Regions from separate parts of the Homo sapiens genome. Here region 1 is linked to region 2. Evidence: chromatin loops called from intact Hi-C (ENCODE). Cell type or tissue: dorsolateral prefrontal cortex. All regions are shown on one strand.

What was found. A loop is a pair of places that touch in the nucleus more often than their neighbours do. Peaks named below come from ENCODE experiments on the same cell type or tissue, not always from the same donor. Only the 100,000 strongest peaks of a DNase experiment are listed, where the experiment ranks them.
Region 1: a loop joins it to region 2, with 2.8 times the contacts of the local background. A loop is called at or near these places in 1 of 110 quality-filtered maps.

Annotation. Positions count from the first base shown.
Region 1 is chrX:121,163,928-121,166,427 of GRCh38, forward strand. No RefSeq gene overlaps it. Among named protein-coding and RNA genes, the nearest start is that of GLUD2, 120 kb to the left of the region's middle. In dorsolateral prefrontal cortex, no CTCF peak of the experiment used is centred here; no DNase peak of the experiment used is centred here; H3K27me3 peaks cover 1,058 bases.
Region 2 is chrX:121,046,243-121,048,742 of GRCh38, forward strand. It overlaps GLUD2 (glutamate dehydrogenase 2), which reads left to right and starts at 1,368. Exons shown (of 1, transcript NM_012084.4): 1 at 1,368-2,500. The coding sequence starts at 1,443. It overlaps LOC105373328 (a long non-coding RNA gene), which reads right to left and starts at 1,232. Exons shown (of 4, transcript XR_938572.4): 1 at 817-1,232. In dorsolateral prefrontal cortex, a CTCF peak has its summit at 1,291 (motif pointing right); a DNase peak (open chromatin) is centred at 1,382; H3K4me3 peaks cover 1,365 bases; H3K27me3 peaks cover 1,910 bases.

The DNA.
Region 1 (2,500 bases), 120 kb after region 2:
GACCTGTAATTTTCAAACACTTCTCACCATCAGGTGGTAGAAGACAGTTGTAAGTCATGTGATTCATAAAGCTTCAAGCAGATATCAAAATGCCTACATATGTCTTTTTTTAATTTCAACTTTTATTTTAGATACAGGGATACATGTGCAGGTTTGTTACATGGGAAGATTGCGTGATGCTGAGGTTTGGAGTATGGATCCCACCACCCGGGTAGTGAGCATAATATCTGGTAAGTAGTTTTTTTTTAACTCACCCCTCCTCCCTCCACTCTCCAGTAGTCCACAGTGTCTATTGGTCCCATATTTATGTCCATGTGTGCTAAATATTTAGCTCCCACTTCTAAGTGAGAACGTGTGGTATTTGGTTTTCTGTTCCTGCATTAATTTGCTTAGGATTATGGCCTCCAGTTCCATCCATGTTGCTGCAAAAGACATTATTCCATTTTTTTAATAATTACATGGTATTGCATGGTACATATATACTGCATTTTCTTTATCCAATCTACCATTGATGGGCACCTGGGTTGATTCCGTTTCTTTGCTATTGTGAATAGTGCAGCGATACATATACAAGTGCATGTGTCTTTTTGATAAGAATGATCTATTTTTCTTTGGGTATATACCCAGTAATAGGATTGTTGGGTTGAATGGTAGCTCTGTTTTAAGTTCTTTGAGAAATTTCTGATACATACGTCTTTTATTTAAAATATTCTATTTATTAACATAAGAAGCTCTTAATAATATGGACCTTAATGTTTTCAGAACTCCTTATGGAACAAAATCAACGTGTCTGATAAATAATCTCTAAAAACCATGTCATACAGAAAAATGGTTGAAAGAGTAAGGTTGTTTCACCTACAGTGAGAAGGCTTATGGAGATGAGATAACTGTCTTTAAATATTTAAGCATCAAAATGTTTGTCATGAGGAGGTGGAAGTGGGCTTGCTTTCTTTGGACTGAAGGACTGAGCTAGGATTCATATGTAACCCCATATGTAAAAGTTATAAAGATAGCAAATTTTGGCTGATTATAAGGGAGGGTTTTCATAAAGGTTTTTCTCTCAAAAAGTTTTTATTGATACACAATAGATGTACATATTTTTGGAGTACATGTGACATTTTGATACATTTATGCAATGTGTAATGATTGACTATTGTATATTTCAAAATATCCAGAAGAGAATAAGGAGCTTTTTAATGACACAAAATTTCTTACAATTTTTAAAATTGTGACTAAAATACACTTGGGGAAATAAAATTTTTTGAGCGATGGCTATCAAGCAAGTCTTCATATATATATTTTCTTAGTTTTTATTAATATTAAATGTGTTCTTTCAAATTGTTAAAACTTGGCTCTAGTAGTGAGTGGTCTCTTCTGTACACACACCACTTACTGAATACTTACTATGTCTCAGGTCTGACTTATTTGAGCTTTGGATCCCTACTCCTTAGAAAACCTCTAGCTTTTCACCATAGCTGTTTCTATCATCAGTGACTTAATGCCCTCCTTCAGGTGGCCCTCTTATATGTGCTACTTTGCCTTCTGATTTAACCTGAAAAACCCAAGAGACTCAACCATTAGACCTGTCAGAACACTAAAATTCCACATCTCCTCATCAAGAGAAGGGAAAACATCTATCTTATTCTCTTGGCTGGTTGAATAAGCTTCCTAGTATGCAACATTTTTCCTGAGAAATTACTCTAAAATGAAGACAGAGAGGATTATAAGATGACAGAATCTTGTAATGCAGAAATTGGAACAAAATTTGAACCTTTAAAAATCACAGGGTGAACCTTGGTGTGTAGTCTAAAATCACTTCTAGGTATTTTCCTATTTTGCCCTTTCAGACTCAGGCAAAAGGTATTATCACTATATTGAGAAGCATAGGTTTGTTAAATAAAGAACTCTCTTGTTTCTATGAGGAAAGCAAACTTCAGTAAGAGCTCTTCAAATATTTTTTTCAAGACAATGCTGAGACAGAGTTGGGGTAAAAGATGCTATTTTATCTGCTGTCTGCTGGTAGTACCATATAGTCTCTCATTTAAAATTCATCAAATGTCAGTGTCCCATGACAGATGAAAAACACTGATGAAATACTTGGAAAGCGATGGTATCTGGTGTGTCAGATTCAAACCTAGTGAGATTTTTAAAGAATTTAAGAAGTATTCTTAGAAGTATATAATCATTTCTTGGTTGAGGACTGCTTAATATAATGCAGATTATATTAGGAACCAAGCTACCTCCTCCCCACCCTATCCTCAGTTTTCTGTTATTTTCTTATTTCATAAGCATGGTTAAATATTATGTTTCTCTAGACTCGTGTTAGACAGGAAGAAGAGATGTGTCATCATGTTTTGACTAACATGAGGGATGGATAACAAAGATAAATTAATCTTTCAAAGCAGGCTCCATTTTATTGAGGGTTCAATCTAACTATAAACCTTACTTGGTGCTGTTAAACAAAAGTTCACATTTTTCTATTTGGAGTTAACACCTTTTG
Region 2 (2,500 bases):
AGTCTTTTGCCTCACTGGTTAAATTTATTCCTAAGTACTTTACTCTTCTTGATAGTATTGTAAATTGAATTGTTTTATTAGTTCCCTTTTTAGATATTTACTTCATAGCATATAGGAATGTAGCTGATATTTTTGTGTTTATTTTGTATTCAGCAACTTTGTTGAATTTGTATATTACCTCTGTGTATGTGTTTGTCTCCCTCTCTCTCCCTCTGTATAATATTTGGCGTTTGCTACACATAAGGTCATGCCATACGTGAACAGAGGTAATTTTACTTTTTTTCTGTTTTTTTTTCTTTCTTGCCTAATTCCTCTGATTAGAACTTCTAATACTATGTTGAATAAAAATGGCAAATGTAGGCATCTTTGCCTTGTTCTTCATAATAAGACATCCTGTGATTTTTAACATGCATTATGTTGTATGTTTTGGCAGCATTGTTGTTTTTCTTGCAAATAATTTAATAGTTTAACTCAAAGCTTCTAGGATGCTTTCATGTTGTTAGGTGAATCATTCCATGACTGCCGAATAAGGAATTTTCCAAGTGAATCTCAGAAATTTGTGTTTTAATAAGTGCTTCAGGTGATTCTGTTGCATACTCAAGTTTGAGAACCATTGTCCAAGGGGCAAAAGCTGCCATTGCCAATTGCTCTTTTTTATCTGAGAGGGGGCAGGATCCTCCTGGTCCACTGCTTGTGGATGCAACTTATTAAATGAAATAAGGCCATGAGTACTCTAGGGCCCAATCTCTGCTTTTTGTTTTGTTCACTCCTGTTTAAAATTTCACTCAGGGCTCTCTTTGGAAGAATTGCACTTACCTTTGCCATCCGGGGCTGAGGTTTCATTTTCTTTGGTTATTCCCCAGGCCAGTACCATTTGCTTTTTACTTTCCAGAAGTTCTGTAAAGATTGTTGATGGTACCCTTTCTTAGCTTTTTTTTTTTTTTTTGGTCTTGATATAGTCCTATTCTTCTAAAAAATCTTTTCATTTGTCTCCGTCAGACTTTGATGGAGAGGAGGGGAGATATTGTTTACATTTGTTAAAAATGGCTTTTAAGTTAAATTCTAACTAAGGGTCTATTAGGAAATAAAATTGCCTTCTGACTCCTTTTGATTTATTTTGCAGAATTGCATATATCCAAAGCTCTGGGTAATTATTAAACATTAGAAGTATAGAACAAACAGGCCAGCCAGGCCCGGCGAGGCCGCGGCGGGTCCGGCGCCCCGGACCTCCGGACCCGGAGGTCCGGCGCCCTGGTTGGCGCCCTGCCCCCAAAGTCCGTCCTCCCCGTTAGGTGGCGCCCAAGGGGAGGGGACAGCCGGGCAGGCAGGAAGCTGCGGCTTAAAAGGGCAACCCGCGCCGGACCCTTCCTTCCTAGTCGCGGGGAGTCTGAGAAAGCGCACCTGTTCCGCGACCGTCACGCACCCCTCCTCCGCCTGCCGCGATGTACCGCTACCTGGCCAAAGCGCTGCTGCCGTCCCGGGCCGGGCCCGCTGCCCTGGGCTCCGCGGCCAACCACTCGGCCGCGTTGCTGGGCCGGGGCCGCGGACAGCCCGCCGCCGCCTCGCAGCCGGGGCTCGCATTGGCCGCCCGGCGCCACTACAGCGAGTTGGTGGCCGACCGCGAGGACGACCCCAACTTCTTCAAGATGGTGGAGGGCTTCTTCGATCGCGGCGCCAGCATCGTGGAGGACAAGTTGGTGAAGGACCTGAGGACCCAGGAAAGCGAGGAGCAGAAGCGGAACCGGGTGCGCGGCATCCTGCGGATCATCAAGCCCTGCAACCATGTGCTGAGTCTCTCCTTCCCCATCCGGCGCGACGACGGCTCCTGGGAGGTCATCGAAGGCTACCGGGCCCAGCACAGCCAGCACCGCACGCCCTGCAAGGGAGGTATCCGTTACAGCACTGATGTGAGTGTAGATGAAGTAAAAGCTTTGGCTTCTCTGATGACATACAAGTGTGCAGTGGTTGATGTGCCGTTTGGGGGTGCTAAAGCTGGTGTTAAGATCAATCCCAAGAACTATACCGAAAATGAATTGGAAAAGATCACAAGGAGGTTCACCATGGAGCTAGCAAAGAAGGGCTTTATTGGTCCTGGCGTTGATGTGCCTGCTCCAGACATGAACACAGGTGAGCGGGAGATGTCCTGGATTGCTGATACCTATGCCAGCACCATAGGGCACTATGATATTAATGCACACGCCTGTGTTACTGGTAAACCCATCAGCCAAGGGGGAATCCATGGACGCATCTCTGCTACTGGCCGTGGTGTCTTCCATGGGATTGAAAACTTCATCAATGAAGCTTCTTACATGAGCATTTTAGGAATGACACCAGGGTTTAGAGATAAAACATTTGTTGTTCAGGGATTTGGTAATGTGGGCCTACACTCTATGAGATATTTACATCGTTTTGGTGCTAAATGTATTGCTGTTGGTGAGTCTGATGGGAGTATATGGAATCCAGATGGTATTGACCCAAAGGAACTGGAAGACTTCAAATT